2 separate regions of the Homo sapiens genome follow, and region 2 is linked to region 1. A link is an interaction called in ENCODE POLR2A ChIA-PET data of the cell type or tissue named here. Cell type or tissue: K562. All regions are shown on one strand. Each heading gives the region's core, and the rest is flanking DNA. Links, peaks and the distances in the headings are about the cores only.

Evidence for each region. ChIA-PET counts read pairs that join two places held together with the same protein. Peaks named below come from ENCODE experiments on the same cell type or tissue, not always from the same donor. Only the 100,000 strongest peaks of a DNase experiment are listed, where the experiment ranks them.
Region 2: POLR2A ChIA-PET joins it to region 1 with 5 read pairs; 2 of 35 experiments call an interaction of 5 or more read pairs at or near these places.

What each region holds. Positions count from the first base shown.
Region 1 is chr7:103,315,122-103,319,520 of GRCh38, reverse strand. It overlaps DNAJC2 (DnaJ heat shock protein family (Hsp40) member C2), which reads left to right. Exons shown (of 17, transcript NM_014377.3): 13 at 2,507-2,691; 14 at 3,433-3,533; 15 at 3,650-3,757. It also overlaps a transcript of PMPCB not described here. Among named protein-coding and RNA genes, the nearest start is that of PMPCB, 20 kb to the right of the region's middle. In K562, for the core only: no CTCF peak of the experiment used is centred there; no DNase peak of the experiment used is centred there.
Region 2 is chr7:103,376,744-103,381,142 of GRCh38, reverse strand. SLC26A5 (solute carrier family 26 member 5) reads left to right here. Exons shown (of 20, transcript NM_198999.3): 15 at 594-663; 16 at 1,808-1,900; 17 at 2,590-2,697; 18 at 3,344-3,544; 19 at 4,281-4,335. Among named protein-coding and RNA genes, the nearest start is that of PSMC2, 31 kb to the right of the region's middle. RefSeq lists a silencer at 256-543. In K562, for the core only: no CTCF peak of the experiment used is centred there; a DNase peak (open chromatin) is centred at 1,702.

The DNA of each region.
Region 1 (4,399 bases), core at 135-4,134:
GCAGGGAGTATCTGATTTCTCTTTATGTTTCCCACTGTTTTGTTGTTGTTGTTTTATGTGTTCGGTTTTTTGGTTTTTTGTTTTGAGACAGAGTCTTGCTCTGTTGCCCAGGCTGGAGTGCAGTGGCACGATCTTGGCTCACTACAACCTCCGCCTCCCGGGTTCAAGTGATTCTCCTGCCTCAGCCTCCTGAGTAACTGGGATTATAGGCGCACAACACCACACCTGGCTAATTTTTGTATTTTTGGTAGAGACAGGGTTTCACCATGTTGGTCAGGCTGGTCTTGAATTCTTGACCTCATGATCTGCCCATGTAGGCTTCTCAAAGTGCTGGGATTATAGGTGTGAACCACCACGCCCAGCCTGTTTTTGTTTTTGTTTTTGAGATGGAGTCTCTCTCTGTCACCCAGGCTGGAGTGCGGGTGGGATTACAGGTGTGTGCCACCATGCCCGGCTGATTTTTGTATTTTTACTAGAGACAGGGTTTCGCTGTGTTGGCCAGGCTGGTCTCAAACTCCTTACCTCAAGTGATCCGTCCGCATTGGCCTCCCAAAGGATTATAGGCATGAGCCACCATGCCCAGTCTGCATTTTGTTTATGTAGTAAGGTGCTGTTGTTGATTTAAGTTGGATTAGATGTTTATGGTTTTTACCATACTTAGTGTTTGATTTGTGGTATCTATCACAAGCATAGCTTTTGCAAAATCATATTAGAAAAAAATAATTGTTTTGATTATTCCTTGAGTATTTTCATAGGGTAATAACAGTTAGAACCAAAAGAGATCTTTGTTCTGTCTAGTCTATACCTTTTATTTTACAGATAAGAAAACAGGCCCAGAAATTCAATTCAATTCAACAAGTATTAGTACCTACTATATATAGCACTATGCCTAGGTTCTTTTGGAGAAATGCCTAATGCTGTTGCACCACAAAGGACATGCTGAGAAGAACCTGAGAAGAACCTTAAGGACCAAAAGATGGAGAGCCCATAGTAAATGAGGTGTAGGATAGGAAGGGCCACAAGTTTTAGTGACCAGGGAAGGCTCAGTGTAGTTTGAACCAGCCTGAAAGGAAGGACAGAGTTAAAATGAAGGTCAGAAGAATACCACAAACTATAAAATAGAAGTAGAAGTATAAAGTATGGTTCAGCCTGGGCAACATAAACAAAATCTCTACCGAAAATACAAAAATTAACTGGCATGGTGTCGTGTACCTGTAGTCCCAACTTCTCAGGAGGCTGAGGTTAGAGGATTACCTGAGCCTGGGAGGTCACAGCTGCAGTGAGCTATGATCATGTCGGTGCACTCCAACCTGGGCAACAGAGCGAGACTTTGTCTCAAAAAAAACAGACAAAAAAAAAATGTTATGGGGAAATGGAGTGGGAAACAAAATCAGTTAGGAAAAGCAGAACCAATGATCAGGTTTTTAATACCTTGTTGACTAGTTTCCATTACTGCAAATCTTTGATTAACAGAAGGTTCAACATTGTACTACTAATCTGACGTTTGTGGATAAGGTGCATCAGATAGATGTAACTAGTTACAAGAATCTTATTTATTTAAGAATCTGCACTATGAGCGTGGTGGCTCATGCCTATAATCCGAGCACTTTGGGAGGCCAAGGCAGACAGATCCCCTGAGGTCAGGAGTTTGAGACTAGCCTGGCCAACATGATGAAACCCCATCTCTGCTAAAAATACAAAAATTAGCTGGGCATGGTGGCAGGCATCTGTAATCCCAGCTACTTGGGAGGCTGAGGCAGGAGAATCACTTCAACCTAGGAGGCGGAGGTTGCAGTAAGCAGAAATCACACCACTGCACTCCAGCCTGGGCGACAGAGTGAGACTCTGCCTCAAAAGTAAGAAAGAAAGAAAAAGAACCTGCACTATGAATGTGATGATGGGAATCAAAAAAATTTTTCAAGGTTAGCATTATTGGGACTTTACTGGTTCTAAGGGATTGAAGGGGAGAAATGAGCCAAAGCTGACTCTTAAGATAGCAGCTGACAGAAGCAACAAGGGCAAATAAAGGTTCTTTTTTTACTTGTGCATGTTTGAAGGTAGTCTAGAAGGAACAATGTAAATGGTAGAGCTTCAAAATAAAAGAGGCCATTTTGCTATGCCTTCACCTTTTGGTAGAGAATAAATGAGATTGTCTGCAGAAAGGGTGAATATGAGTTTGAAGAGAGGTTTGAAATGGCCTTGTGGATGAATAACTCAGTGACCCACAGACTTGTCAATTAGTGTCCAAGGCTAATGGAAGTCACATGACATGAGTACTGGGAAAATCAGGCAGGCTGTGGGCAGTTCTTGGTCCCTCAGGCAGACCTATGCAGACTGGAAGCCAGAGTGAAAAGCTGGTGCTTCTTTTTGGGTTGGCCTGAGAGGAGTATGGGGTCAGAGTGAGAATGACATTGAGAGTTGAGGACCACAAAGCCCTAGCCAGGAAGAGAGTGTAGAATAGCAATACAGTATACTTCTAAGTCCCTGACTTATGATATTTGTGCAGATAGAAGAAATAAATGAGCAAATCAGAAAAGAGAAAGAGGAAGCTGAGGCTCGTATGCGACAAGCATCTAAGAACACAGAGAAATCAACTGGTGGAGGTGGAAATGGAAGTAAAAATTGGTCAGAAGATGATCTACAATTACTAATTAAAGCTGTGAATCTGTTCCCTGCTGGAACAAATTCAAGGTACTGGTTTTAATGAAACTTTTCTTCAACTCACACTGGAGCCTGGAGATAATGTAGACAGACTCCAAATAGCAGCACTTGTTATCACAGAAACTTGCAGAGATAAATTCTGTGCCACAGCAGAAAAGTGTGAAAAGTGAGGTGCATTTTGAAGCTGTCAGTCTTACCCATTGCATCAGTACACATGCACATATACATATGACAGAATACTTGTTTCTCAGGAAATTGAAGATCATGAGACAAGTCTTGATTTATGTTGGCTTACTCTGTCATGGCTTGTTCTAGGGATTAGGTTTTCTGTAGTTTTTCTTTTACAGTCTTGCTCTTTGTTTTTTCCCACCTCAAGCTGGAGCTTGAGTTTAACTGCAAGAAAGCCCTAGAGATCCAGCGTCCCTAATTCTATAGATGAAACCGAGGCTGTTTTCAGAATGATTGATCTTCTGAAGAAATGTATTAAACTGGCAGTATACACAAATAAGTGGTTTTATTTATGTTGATTTGTACACCAAATCTGTAAGATGTATGGACTTAAAACCAAGATTATCGTTGATTTAAACACATGAAAAGCAAAAACCGTAGTCCAGGCAACAGGAATTTATAGTAGCAGCATAATTAGACCACCAATCTGAGCTCATTCTGTACATACTATAACCTTTCTGCAGTAAAAATCTAATGGTTTTTGTCGTTTCATTTTGTTTTTCCTTACTACTATTCATATTATTGTATAATATATCCTATCAGATGGGAAGTTATTGCTAATTACATGAACATACATTCTTCCTCTGGAGTCAAAAGAACTGCCAAAGATGTTATTGGCAAAGCAAAGAGTCTCCAAAAACTTGGTGAGTTTTGAGAAGTCCATTTGTTACTTTAAACACCTATTTTTAAAATAACTTATGCAATTTAATGAAAGATTAAATGATGATCTGTTAAGTATTAAATTTTTTTCATTTCTCAGACCCTCATCAAAAAGATGACATAAATAAAAAGGCATTTGATAAGTTCAAAAAAGAACATGGAGTGGTACCTCAAGCAGACAACGCAACGCCTTCAGAACGATTTGAAGGTAAATTTTGCTTTTCTAAACGTAGAAAATGCTAGCCATGTATCTGTGCTGCTTGGACGTACAAGACTTAGGGTCTATGTTCAGAATGATAGGGAAATAAAATGTTTAGCAGACTGGAAGCTGTAAGCAAACATTTCCAGGGCAAAGATTTACTTCACCTAACCATTAAAAATGGAGAATTGCAGTTGTTCCATTTCAGATGCCATTAGAGAAGGGGGCTGTTTGTTTTGCTTACCAGGTTTTACAAAACAGTGTTAGAGGATATTATTGGGACTAAAGAATAGTGTTATATCGGGATAATTGCTTGATTTTGAGAAATGTACTGTAATTATATAAGAAAATGTCCTTATGTTTAAGGAAAAACACAGAAGTGTTAAGGAATAAAGAGGCATCATGTCTGTAACTTATGGTTCAAAGTATGTCTGTACATATAGGTAAAAATAATTAGCAAATATGAAAATGTTCACATTTGGGGAATGTAGGCAGAGTATACAGGGATTCTTTCTACTCCTCTAAAATTATTTCAAAATAAAATGTTAAAAATTGTTAGGGTTCAAAACCAGGAAACATAGTAAGACTCAAAAAAAAAAAAAATGTTAGGGTTTGATATTATCTTGGGTGTTGTGATTACTCTAGACCAAT
Region 2 (4,399 bases), core at 99-4,098, 62 kb before region 1:
TGTGAGGGGTGTGCATTGCATAGTATATATGCAGTGTGTATGATGTGTATATGTGTGGTATGTAGTGTAGTGTGTGTATATTGTGTGTGATATGAGGTATGTATGTATGGTGTGTGTGCATTGTGTGTGTATGCATGTGTGTGGGGGTATGTATTGTGCATTATACATGTGGTATGTATGCATGTGTGTATGTATATGTGTGGTATATCGTATAATGTGTGTGTATTCTGTATGTGTGGTGTGTATGCATTGTGTGTAGGTATGTATATTGTGTATGTGTGTGGTGTGTGAGGTAGGTATTGGGATGTGTATGTGTAGTATGAGGTGTACATGGTGTGTGCGTATCATGTGTGGTATGTATGTGTGTGTGTGGCATGTGATGTGTATGTGGCATGAGGTGTGTGGGGTGTATTAGGCTTGGAATGGCACTGGGAACGTGATATGTGTGGAGCCCTTCTGCAAAGGCACCATGTAAGGATCAAGCATTCCCAAATGCACCAGCAAACCCCAACCTGACATAAACATACACAACCTCCTGTTGAAATCACACGCTGTGCCTCAACACAATGGTATTTAACACTCTTTATCTTCAGTCCAAGCTACAAAGTCCTTGGAAAGCTTCCTGAAACTGATGTGTATATTGATATAGACGCATATGAGGAGGTAGGACCTTTTTCTATCACTTAAAAAGGTTGTAAGCATGTGATGTGCTTGGCTAAGTACTGTTTTTACCCAGGATAAAAAGTAGGGGTAAGATGGGAGGTATAGTGGTCAAAGTGAAAAGTCTGAGCTTTGATCTACTATATGGATTCAATTTTATAATTTATACTATGCATTAACTACTCAATTTCCAATATTTATTTTTCCTCATTTTTAATGGGGATAAATATATATTGTTGAAATTAAAGTATACATTTATACAGTATTGAAACTGAAAGGATGGTTTGTGTGTGCATGGTTTTTTTCTGATGAATGTATAATGGTAAAATAATTTTAACCATGTAAAATGTAGATGGTGGGGCTGTGGAATTCTCCCACTTCATTTGAATGGTTAAAATTACAGCTTCAGATTTCCTTGATTTTGAGTGTTCTTTTCTTCTGTGGAATATCGAAGATTTTTACAAAATCTTTTAAAACTAGTTTTGTCTGTCGGTCTTGTCTTATGCTTGGGAAGAAATTCTCAGACTCACTTTAAGGTATTAGGATATGAGGAAACAAAATTCACTCTAAGGTAAAGGTGTTAGAATTGCTATATTTTTCCTCGATCCAAAGAAGTATATGCAACATTGCTTGTTTCCAGCCTGCCTCCTAGAGTTCCACAAGGGTTCTTGATAAAATATTCACTCAGTTTCACTTGTGTCCATTTAAGCTCCTTCCTGCTTCTGTGAATCAAACCAGTGTAAACTTCTGTTCACTTTATTTGCCTGCCTCTCACAGTCTGGGCAGCAGCCTTCCATCTCCTGTCCATTTTCTTTTCTGTTTTTGAGTATTTTTCAGTTTCTTCTTTGTGTTTAATGGTAAAAATAAAACGAAGACTGACTTTTAAAACAAATGGAAAGATGTGCATGTTAAAAAGGTCTCTGTCAGTTCTCTTCCATTCAGAGCATGAGTAGATAAGAGTGACTTTTTTTTTCTTTTCTTATCTTTTTTTTTTTTTTTGGTCTGTGTGTGACATCATTTTAGCTAAGCCCTGAAAAGGGGACCTTAGCAACTTCTGCATTCATTTTCTATTTGGGGTGGGGAAGCTATGCAGTTTTGATTCTGAAATATTTCCATGTGTTAAATTCAGCAATATTTTACTCTTCAGGTGAAAGAAATTCCTGGAATAAAAATATTTCAAATAAATGCACCAATTTACTATGCAAATAGCGACTTGTATAGCAATGCATTAAAACGAAAGGTGAGTCATGAGAAATTGATTATTTCTGAGGATGGGATTTGTGGGTTGACAGGGATATGAGGATCACTAGTATACCTTTGTATATACTATTTCATTCTCGCTTTGTTTCTCTCTCTTTTATTGTAGTAAAATATACATAACATAAAATATACTATTTTAAGCATTTTCAAAGTATACAGTCCAGTGGGTCGCATTAAGTACATAAACATTGTGCAGCCATCACCATTGTTCATTCTCTCTTATCGTATATATAATATTACTTTTCAAACAAAATTTTAAGAAAACATGAGAAAATAATTTTAGGTTTCTTATTCTTGGGATCATGTAGATTCCTTTGGTCATGTTTAGAACTCAACCCTACACCACGCTGTATATAGGAAAAGCTCCCTGTCAACCCACAGAGTCTCTTAAATATAACAACCTGACAGATCTGAACTTGAAAAAGACTGCTCTAAAAATTGTCTTTAATATTTTAGCTTCTGGTTGTCTTGAATAAAGACTGAGAATAAGAAAGGCTACTAATGTAAGGGAGTAACCAGTTCAGGGCCTCTGAGGGAAAGGCAGTGCAAGGGTTGGGGTGATAATCTGACCCAGAAAGCAGTTAAATGGGGAGATTTGAAGGGGAGTGGCATTGGGGTGGGTCCCTGAGAGCCATGAAGTGATTTTGCATATGGTGCTCTTCTGTAAAGACTGGAGTGAACCCAGCAGTCATCATGGGAGCAAGGAGAAAGGCCATGCGGAAGTACGCTAAGGAAGTCGGAAATGCAAATATGGCCAACGCAACTGTTGTCAAAGCAGTGAGTGGTCTTTTCATTGAAATAATCCGTTCTGTCTTGTTCTGCAATGCCCTCCATCTTTACTCATGACTGAAGTTTAAACACAGCACGAAGTTACTAAAAGAGGAAAGTTTAGAAACCACCTTAGTATCCTCTATATTTTACAAGCACCTGATAAGGTCAGTTATGAGGCTGTTTCTGAAAAAAGTAAGGAAAACATCATTTTAAAAAATAAAAATTACACAATACCTTAACAGATTTTACCATTAGCACTTTGTCATAGATTTATTCAGCTGATAGTTTAAAAAGCTCAAAGGTGGCTTTTGCTGTTCAGGCATGCTAATGTGTGACCCATCATACTAAAGTTAATGGAACTATTTTAGACTTTAGCAGAAAATGGATAGGATAACTGAGGAGAGTGGATTTTGTTGGACAAGAAAAAAAAGGAGGAGAAGGAAAAAGAGAGAAGTTGACTTAAAATGGAATGTTATACATACATCCTTTTTTTGTTCAGTTACAAGGCTAGAATATGACAAATATTTTACAAGGGGTCTGGTAGAGTCAGTAGCTTAAGAACACAAGAGCAGATTTTCCATTATAAATCTTTCTCACAACCAGAAATGTGAGTTGTTCATAAAATTCTGGTTTGGTTTAATTTTTGACACAGGATGCAGAAGTAGATGGAGAGGATGCTACCAAGCCTGAAGAAGAGGATGGTGAAGTAAAATATCCCCCAATAGTGATCAAAAGCACATTTCCTGAGGAAATGCAAAGATTTATGCCCCCAGGGGATAACGTCCACACTGTCATTTTGGATTTCACTCAAGTCAATTTTATTGATTCTGTTGGAGTGAAAACTCTGGCAGGGGTAAGCATCCTCTTGAACGAGTCATTTAATACCTCTATGCCTGGTGTCGTACTATCAGCATAATCAGGGAGGTGGGCTAGGCTCTCTTTTCAACAAAAGATTTATCCCCTTTTGATTATGGAAAATTTCAAAAATATATAGAAGTAAAGATTTTAGTATATTGAACCCCCGTGAACTATCACTCAGCTTCAACAATGATCAATTTATGGTCAATCTGGTTTCCTTTATAGCTGACATTCACTTTCTCTTGTTTTATTTTGAAACACATCCCAGTCATAACATCATCTGTAAATATTTTAATGTGTATTGCTACAAGAAGATTCGTTTTAGAAAACATTACTGTAATATGCTAGGCTACTCAGGAGGCTGAAGCAGGAGGATTGCTGAGCTCAGGAGTTCAAGACCAGCATGAGTAAACTAGTGAGATGCTGTCTCTAAAAAAAATCGTTTTTTATTTTGAAATTATAATATCCTTTAAGTTAATATAATAGTTTTATTGTACTTAAGTAAGATTTAACAGTATTTTTGCTACCCCTAATTATCACTGTCCACATAAAAAGCAAAAGAGATACAAAATTATTTTTAACTGATTAGCTCAAAAATACATCATTATTGAAGCAAAGTAGCTCAAGTGAATGAATTAGAGTGTCTTCTATCACGAAAAACATTGGTAAAAAGAGACTTTCATCTGGCACAGAGTAAAGAGAAACTAAATTTTATTTCAACATTATTACAGATTGTAAAAGAATATGGAGACGTCGGTATATATGTATACTTAGCAGGATGCAGTGGTGAGTATACCTCTAAGATGGGGTGAAGCTTAATATTTTAGTTTTGTTTCTCTTATTTAAATAA